2 separate regions of the Homo sapiens genome follow, and region 1 is linked to region 2. The links are chromatin contacts, found by Hi-C or POLR2A ChIA-PET in ENCODE. All regions are on one chromosome and are shown on one strand. Each heading gives the region's core, a stretch centred on a gene start or an enhancer-like site at or near the end of the contact. The rest is flanking DNA. Distances are from core to core; before and after follow the strand shown. Region 1 overlaps LOC107986419 (a long non-coding RNA gene). Region 2 holds the start of DIMT1 (DIM1 rRNA methyltransferase and ribosome maturation factor).

What was found. A loop is a pair of places that touch in the nucleus more often than their neighbours do. ChIA-PET counts read pairs that join two places held with the same protein, here RNA polymerase II (POLR2A). Pooled maps may share reads with other maps.
Region 1: a pooled map shows a loop between it and region 2 (2.4-fold over the local background). The contact joins the enhancer-like site here to the promoter of DIMT1 in region 2. A Hi-C loop is called at or near these places in 1 of 37 single-sample maps with no recorded cell type and 1 of 50 pooled maps. POLR2A ChIA-PET finds 5 or more read pairs at or near these places in 1 of 52 experiments (IMR-90).

The regions. Positions count from the first base shown.
Region 1 is chr5:65,061,555-65,066,392 of GRCh38, forward strand. LOC107986419 (a long non-coding RNA gene) reads left to right here. Exons shown (of 3, transcript XR_001742682.2): 2 at 4,501-4,557. Among named protein-coding and RNA genes, the nearest start is that of CWC27, 300 kb to the left of the region's middle. Within about 2 kb of position 1,269, at least 10 of the 41 ENCODE cell types and tissues checked have a DNase peak (open chromatin) inside an H3K27ac peak, as active enhancers do.
Region 2 is chr5:62,402,518-62,407,082 of GRCh38, forward strand. DIMT1 (DIM1 rRNA methyltransferase and ribosome maturation factor) reads right to left here and starts at 1,388. Exons shown (of 12, transcript NM_014473.4): 1 at 1,177-1,388; 2 at 756-829. The coding sequence starts at 1,255. RefSeq lists an enhancer at 1,309-1,598.

The sequences.
Region 1 (4,838 bases), core at 19-2,518, 2.7 Mb after region 2:
AGCCATCCAAAATTTCAGCCAGAAATGTAGCTGCAGGCAAACGCTGACAAAACATCCTTGTGATTTTCCACCATCAGGAGCCCAGGTGTGCCCCTCGTGACTTCATGCCCTTCCCCCTCACACTCCACAGACCTCAGTTACCGTTGACTGCCTGTAGCAGCACCAGGCCACCGAATCTGGCCTGAGGAGACACAGGCTGCTAATTTTCCAACCCCAGTGAAATTTCTTGAAATTTCACACAGGTTTCAAGAAATGGCCGTGCGCACAGAGCAGCCTTCTGAGTAGCTGGGGTTACTCCTGGAAGGCTGCTCTGTGCCCACAGTCACAGCATTCCCAGAGTGGCTAATGTTTCCCCAAGGTGTACTTCCTCCTGGACCCTGGGGTTCACTGGAGATAGGAGAGGCAACATGTTCATTGGAAAGTTCTGTGACTCAATAGGAAATCAGATCTGGGTTCAAATCTTGGCTTAGCCACTCACTAGTTGTGTGATCTCAGAAAAGCTAAACATTTATTTCCTCACCAATAAAATCTTCTGTAAAACATAAGGATGATAATGACTACTTTGAAGAGTTGTTGAATGAATTAGAAACAGTTATATAAAGAGCCTAGTATGAGGTAAGCATTTAGAAACTGACAGCTACCATTAATAGTAGCATTTTGTAGCATTAGAGCCTTAGGGTATTGGACTGCAAGATTTCAGAGTTTCTGAGAACAGAGGGTGGACGTGCACAGTTTCCTGCCAGGTCAGGCAATGAGGTAGGTTAGAGGTAGGGAGGTGATCATACCCTGGCCTCCAGGGATTAAGAGCCTCTCCCTGATTATTGACCTGTTCCCCATGGGACAGTAGGGAGGTTAAAGGGTGTATCTTTTTCAGTAATTCACCTCTTCTCTGGTCAGGGGCATAGATTCCCTAGCTTCAGGGACTCCTCTGTCTTCTTTAGAAACCTCTTTTGCAATTTCCCCAATGCTAATATTTAATACATAATTTTATAATTAGCACGCCCCAGTCACCATCTCCAACTGGTCTGCAACACCCTCTGGAACTTCAGTGTGATGGAACCTGTAATGCTCCCCTGTCCTCCCTCCACAGAGTTGGCTGTGGGAGTCTCTCTCCTCATTCCTATTAGGTCTATTCCAGGCATATCCTCACTCACTGCCGGTTGGTATCTCAATCCAGCTGCATTCTTTGTTCTGGAATCATTCCAAACAGGGAAGGTCAGATATAATGCACATACAACCTACCTTTCAGGCATATAAACTTCAAATCCACTCTACAACTGTGCCTGAGCTGTAGGCGTGGCAGGAAAAAGCAGAATGCTGCAAGGCTCCTCGAGTCAAATCCTTTGGGATTTGAGCAATCTTCCCAGCCAGACGTTACAATATGCTAACACCCTTGTGAGTCATGAAGTCACTCATGGTCAATTCTGTTTGGAGAACAGGATGAATAATTGAAAGTAACTGGGTGTTTGCCTGAATCCAGGCCTAACACAGTATTTATTCTGTTTTTTTGTCTCTTTTTGCCGAAAACAAACATGTCTGGTTTCTCTTCTTCCCCCACTTACCCTGCCTACCCCTTCACTGGATCTCAAAGGAAAGTTCAAAGCCTTTCGCACAGTTAGACCCTATAGGGTGGCCCTATCTCCTTCTCCAGCATCTCTCTGCTTACCTAGAAAGACCAGACATGAGGGCAGCCACATCCTTAGGGTACGGACCGAAAAGCCATAAACTTAATTTTCTTTAACTTTTTCTGTTGGAATAATTTAAGACTTACAGACAAGTTGGAAAAATGAAACAGAACATTCCTCCATTTCCTTAAACTATCTTCCCTTGTTAACATCTTATGTAACCATAGTACAATGATCAAAACCAGGAAAATAACACTGGTACAATACTATTAACTACACTACAGTCTTTATTCAAATTTCAACAGTTTTTCCACTAATATCTTTTTTCTGTTTTAATAGTATCCAATCTGGGTTCCCATGTTGCATTTAATTGTCACAGCTTTTTAATTTCCTTCAATCTGTAATCATTTCTCAGTCATTAATTATTTTTCATGATCTTAACTCTTTTTTTTTTTTTTTTTTTTGAGACAGAGTCTCACTCTGTCACTCAGGCTGGAGAGCAGTGGCATGATCTCTGCTCACTGCAACCTCCACCTCCTGGGTTCAAGCAATTCTCCTGCCTCAGCCTCCTGAGTAGCTGGGATTACAGGCACGTGCCACCATGCCTGGCTAATTTTTGTGTTTTTAGTAGAGATGGGGTTTCACTATGTTGGTCAGGCTGGTCTCAAACTCCTGACCTCAAGTGATCCACCCGCCTCAGCCTCCCAAAATGCTGGGATTACAAGCGTGAGCCACCACGCCCAGCCGACCTTGACTCTTTTAAAGAGTACTGTTCAGTTATTTTGTATAACATGCCTACATTTGGACTTGTCTGATATTTTATCGTGGTTAAATGGATATTATATGGTATTTTTTAGCAAAATTACCACAGACATGAAGGTGTGCCCTTCTCAATGCATCATATCGGGGTAAATGCTGTTGATAGGTCTTATTACTAGTGATGATAACCTTGAACATTATTGATTAGAATTATATTCTTTATGCTTAGCTCCTAAACATTTGTTCCTCTTCTCTAATTATCCTTACTCCCTTGGTGAACTCATCCTTTCTCATGGGTTGGAGTACCTTCTGTCTAATCCCCAAAGATACCCAAATTTATACATTTTTTTCTGGATCTCTCCTCTGAGCTTTAGTCCATATATCCAACAGCCTACTCAATCTTTCCACTTGCTTATCGAAAAAAGGCCTCAAACATAATTCAAAATCAAACCCCTGGCTGGGTAAGGTGGCTCACGCCTGTAATCCCAGCACTTTGGGAGGCCAACGCGGTGGATCACCTGAGGTCAGGCGTTCAAGACCAGCCTGACCAACATGGAGAAATGCTGTCTCTACTAAAAATACAAAAATTAGCCGGGTGTGGTGGCACATGCCTGTAATCCCAGCCACTTGGGAGGCTGAGGCATGAGAATAGCTTGAACCTGGGAGGCAGAGGTTGCTGTGAGCTGAGATCACACCACTGCACTCCAGCCTGGGCAACACAGAGAGATTCTGTCTCAAAAAAAAAAAATAAATAAAATTAAAATAAAAAAATAAAACCACAGAATTTCCAGAAGTCTTCTACAGTTTAGTAAATGGCAATCCATCTTTCCAGTAGCTCAAACCAAAAGGCTTGGTGTCATCCTATTCCTCTCTTTCATTCTCACTACAACCAATTCATCAGAAAGTGCTGCCGGTTCTATATTCAGAATCTATCCAGGACCTAGCCACTTCTCACCACCTTCTCAGCCACCACCTTGATCTAAGCCACCACTACCATCTTCTATCTGGATTATGGTAATTAATGGTAATCTGGATTATTGTCACCCAACTGGTCTCTTGATTTTGGGCTTGTCCTCCTACAAGACAGACTCTGCCTCCTTCTGCAATCATGCCTCTGTGACTTTAACAGCTACTATGCTCCCCTAGCTCTTCCTTGAAAACACCAAGCATGCTTTTGCTTCAAGGCTTTGCTCATTATTTTCTCCCAAAATTTAGTTCCTTTTTTCAGTATTCCCCTGCTTAGTAAATGTGCAACCAATCCAGTTGCACAAATTGGAGTCTTGCAATTCTCCTTGATGATTACCTCTGCCCTATTCCTCATGTTCAATCCATCATCAAACCTTGTGGTTTTTTCCTCCACATAAATAATACTCAAACCTGTCTACTTCTCATTTCCACTGCTGACACCCAGCTTCGCCGTTATCCTCCTATCTGATCTCTTTGGCCCCTGCTAATTGGTCCTCTTCACTGCAGCCCAAGTTGTCTTTTCAAAATGCAAACCTGGTCAAATCACAGCCCTGCTTAAACACTCTTTAATGGCTCATTTTAATGGTTAATTGAGAATATAGACCTCAATTCTTAACATGAGCTACGTAACCTTCCCGGTGTGGCCCTCACTCTCTGTACTTCCAGCCATGCTGATGGTCTCTTCATTCCTCGAATGGCGTCATACTTCCCCCAGCTGCAGCCTTTCCTCTGATTGGAAAGCACTCCACCCACCCACCCTGTCTATCCTCCCCAGCCCCTTTTCTGCCAAGTTGAGACCTGTGCATGCTTCACACTGCAACTTAATTATCATTGCCTTGGTGGAGCCTCTCCTGACTCCTCAGTCTAGATGAGATTCCTTTGTTTCACACCACCAAAGAATCTTGCTTCTTTCCTACAGTACACTCTTTTTCAATAATTCGCCCCTTCTCTGGGCAAGGGCATAGACTCCCCAGCTTCAGGCAACTCCTCTGTCTTCTTTATAAACTCCTGTACAATTTCCCCAATGCTAATACCTAATATATAATTTTATAATTAGCACTTCCCAGTTACCAGCTTCAACTGGTCTGCAACACCCTCTGGAACTTTGATGTGCTAGAACCTTTAATACTTTCCCCTTCCCCCTCAGCAGAGTTGGCTGAGAAGGAGGGTGCCGAAGAAGGGGTTGAAGAAGGTGCTGAAGAAGGAGGTGAGTTATTAAAAAAGAGTCTTCTGTAGGCAAGAAGCAAGATTATAATTGCTTATAATTGTATGTCCAGTAGTGTGATTATTTGTCAAACATCTGTTTCCTCACTAGACTATAAATTTTATTTATTATAGCAGGTAGCAAAGTGCTTGACACACAGTTGGCATTCAACAAATAATTGTGGAACAAATGGATACATAGATGGATTGATGAAAATCATGCTTTTGAAAGACAAATCTAGCAAATCAGTAGAAGGAAGAGAAAGTGAAGGGAAGGAATTCTGA
Region 2 (4,565 bases), core at 138-2,637:
AAGGATGCAGAAGAGCAGAAACTGTACACAAAATTGAATGTCTGCACACAGCTCTAATATTCTACGGCCATAGCTTTCATCAGATGCTCAAAGGAAACTATGAGCTAAAAAGGTTAAAATAGTACATGACCCTTCTTTCTTTTTTTCTCAGTTTTCAAATGACACGAAGCCTGACAAGATCCTTTAACTATGTAATGCTCTTTCTACAGCTCCAGGATGCTTTCCTTGCTTTTAACCATAAGTGTAATCTGCACCGTGTGTATTTCACTTCCTAACACCCAATCATCCATAACCATAAGAGAACATCAATAACTCAGAAAGCAGTAATACTCCAAGCAATTTATATGTGGTACTAGCATACACCAAATAATTTATATGTAGTACTATATGTTTTTCTGGGGAACAAACTTTCTAATGTGTAGTTTAGACATAAATAGATGGAGTACATAAAAACTAAGTGATCAAAAAGGTGATTAGAAATAGAAGAATAATTATCTTGAACAAATACAAAGGTCCAGCTATAAAGTAGATAATCCACAAAAAGACACAGAATTGGGAACCAGGAGAAACTCAGACCCACAAAATGAAGCTTATCATGCAGAAGACAGCCCAAGAATCCTAGACAATTATTTGATTCATTCAACAAATATTTACAGAGCATCTAATTTACGGCAGGCAGACTTTCTGCGCTTATGTATTCATAGGAATAAAATTAATAAACCAACAACTCTCTCCCTTTCCTCTTCCACACCCACCTTATCGATAATGCTGTTAATAATGAGAGGATTTTTCAAAATGTGCTGCCCAATCCCCGTGTTGAACATGAGTCCTGTAAGAAAATACGAAACAGCATTAATTTTCCTACTGAGATTAGATATTAGGCAGTACCAGAGAAGAAAGCTGCATGGGTATGGGGAAGATTTCTGCGCCAACCAGGGCCACGAAACGTCACGCCAGGACTGACAAACTCTTTATAAGTTCATCCTCCAGCTGGAAAGGAAGTCAGCGGCGACGCGCAGGGCCTGCGGCCGAGTCGGGGACCCACCCCTGCCTTCCGCGCTCACGGGAGCGCGTCCTGACCGGCCTCTGCCGATCAGGTCTTGGTCCGCACCCCAGGCTAGGTCCTGCCGGAAGACCTGACCCGACCGACCCCAGCTTCCTCGCGGGGATCCGCACCTCCAGCGCTCTTCAGCTCCCGGCGCTGCTCCTGCCGCCCGCGGCGGCGGCCGATGGCCCCCGACTTGACCTTCGGCATCTCGGCAGAAAGCGGGCCCACAGGCCCGGGACGTCAAGGAGGACCAAAGAGGGCTAGCGTGAGAAAGCCACCACGTGGGGATCGCCGCCACGCGCCGCCCGCACCACTCTGGCCCAAGCGCCGGAGGGGCAAGGGTCCGCCCCCTCCCGTACGCTCTGAGCTCCTCCTCCAGAAAAAGGGCGGACCTTGGAGCCCACTGACTGCCGGGAATTGGAGTCACAGAGGGAGGAAGGCCGAACCGCGGGAGCCTACAGATCCCAGAAGACACCGCGCTACCGAGGACTGCAGTCTGGAGTTGGAGCCCTTGTCCCAACCAGGGCTGGATAAGAAGGTGTTGGTGTGGTGCTCTCGGTGTTGCGAAGGCTGTTTAAGTTATATGATGAGGTTAAGCCTATGGATGTTTTAGTAGCCTAGGTTCTGGGATCGCTGAGGTCCAAAGAAGTATTCACGTGCCTCGCTCCTGTTTTCCTGAAGCTTGTGGGGGTGGGAAACCCGGGATTTGGGGATGAGCTTGCTCTTTTGTGGGAATGCATTTTTTGCTGCTTGCCCTGGGGAAAAGAACTGCGAGAATGGAATTAACGTCTGGTTTCGCTAGGGCTACTGGTTGCTTCTACTAAGAATAGAAGAGCCGGGCGCGGAGGCTCACGCCTGTAATCCCAGCACTCTGGGAGGCAGAGGCGGGCGGATCACAAGGTCAGGAGATCGAGACCATCCTGGCTAACACGGGGAAACCCCGTCTCTACTAAAAATACAAAAAATTAGCCGGGCGTGGTGGTGGGCGCCTGTAGTCTCAGCTACTTGGGAGACTGAGGCAGGAGAGTGGCGTGAACCCAGGAGGCGGAGGTTGCAGTGAGCCGAGATCGCGCTACTGCACTCCAGCCTGGGCGGCAGAGCGAGACTCCGTCTCAAAAAAAAAAAAAAAAAAAAAGGAATAGAAGAATAATTATCTTAAACAGATACAAAGCTCCAGCTACAAAGTAGATAATCCACAAAAAGACAGAATTGAGAACCAGGAGAAACTCAGACCCACAGAATGAAGCTTATCGTGCAGAAGACAGCCCGTGAATCCTAGAAAATTATTTGATTCATTTAACAAATAATTCAACAAATTCCTTTTGTGCCTCATCATTCACTCCGTAAACATTTATTGAGCTCCAACTGTGTATCAAACACTGCTAGGGATTCTAAGTAAGAAACTTATTTCAAAGTGTATTATATTGACAGAGATGGACAGAAACTCCAAAACGCTGTAAATACGATAACGTATTGGTCGTTGTGACAGGACAGTGTACCTGACTATAAACTCCGTGTGTACCAGGGCCATAATATCCACATCTGTTTTGCCAGCCAGTGTAATGGCTCTTTTAAATTTTTCTGTGTGTATTCTGTTTGGTTGAAGAAATAGCTTCTTCCTGTCATTACTAAAGCTAACTCTCTTTTGAGCAATTCATTGTGTACATTCCCAAACCTTGGTCTTAGGCCCTTCTTTCTTTGATGTAGTTCTAAGTCAGAAAAAAAATCTCGTATACCCTAGTAGCATCTTCAAGTATATGTTTCATTTCATCAATCATTGTTATTCCACAATTCTAAAGAGTACACTGTGCTAGGCACTTCCAAATGTTAATAGGATGGACATGGCCTGGAGAGGTGGCTCATGCCTGTAATCCCAGCACTTTGAGAGGCCAAGGCGAGCGGATCACTTGAGCTGAGAAGTTTGAGATCAACCTGGGCAACAAAGTGAGACCCCGTCTCTACAAAAAATACAAAAATTAGCCAGGCGTGGTGGTGCAGGCCTGTAGTCTCAGCTACTCGGGAAGCTGAGGTGGGAGCCTCACTTGAGCCCGAGAATTTGTAGTGAGCCAAGATTGCACCAACCTGGGCGACAGCATGATACCCTGTTTAAAAAAAAAAAATTAACATGACACAAAACCCTGTGTGTGATTTGTTATTGTTGTTGTTGTTGGGTTTTTTGGTTTTGTTTTTTTGAGACGGTCTCACTCTGTCACCCAGGCTGGAGTGCAGCGGCATGATCTCAGCTCACTGCAACCTCCGCCTGCCGGGCTCAAGCGATGCTCTCACCTCAGCCTCCCGAGTAGCTGAGACGACAGACATGAATCATCTTGTCCAGCTAATTTTTGTAATTTTTGTAGAGGCGGGGTCTCACTTTGTTCCCCAGGCTGATCTCAAACTTCTCAGCTCAAGTGATCTGCCTGCTTTGGCCTCTAGGTTGCATTTCTTCTGTGAAATAAAAGGCAAGTTTTTCTGTAGAGAAGGAGCTGTGGAGGTGGTAGGACAAGGGGCATGAGTGCGGAGAAGGTTTGAAGATCCTTTATGCGCAATGGGAGAGGAAGATTAGAGGGAACTCAAGAAGACATGGCATGTCTTCCAGCTAAATGTGGAGCCCAGTATCTCCAATGTGTACTGCTGTGTAACCACAGCCTGGAGACAAGAGCAGAGAAGGCAAAATTGTTCTTTTGATTCATCAATGAATGACCACTATTGCTCCCTAGAATAGCATTGTAGGCCTTTCAAATTAAGTTCCTATTTACCTTACTTATTTACTTCCCAACGTTATCAAGTTCCTTTTTCTTCCTTAAACATCTTTATACCTCGGCTTTGTGAGTGCTCTTCCTTTTGCATTCTCGACCTTCCCCTGGCTAACTTTTGTTTGCTGTTAAAGACACAACTCATATATATAATATAAATATATATATTTAAATATAAATATAAACATATATAAATATAAATATATATATATATATATATTTTAAGATAGAGCCTTGCTCTGTCACCCAGGCTGCAGTGCAGTGCCATGATCTTGGCTCACTGCAACCTCAGCCTCCCAGATTCAAGCTATTCTCATGCCTCAGCCTCTCAAGTAGCTGGGATTGCAGGCGTGCACCACCACCACGCTGGCTAATTTTTTTTTTTTTTTTTGTATTTTTAGTAGAGATGGGTTTTCACCATGTTGCCCATGCTGGTCTTGAACTGGCCTCAAGTGGTCTGCCCGCCTTGCCCTCCCAAAGTGCAGGGATTACAGGCATGAGTTACCGTGCCTGGCTTCAAATGTTATATTTTTAAAATAGTGGCCCAGGCTGGGTTGCAGTGAGGCAGACGTTGCAGTGAGTTGAGTTTGCTCCACTGCACTCCAGCCTAGGTGACAGAATAAGACTCCGTCTCAAAGAAAGAAAGAAAAGAGGGAGGGAGGGAGCGAAGGAAGGAAAGGAAGAAGGAAGGAAGGAAAGGAAGAAGGAAGGAAGGAAGGAAGGAAGGAAGGAAGGAAGGAAGGAAGGAAGGAAGGAAGGAAGGA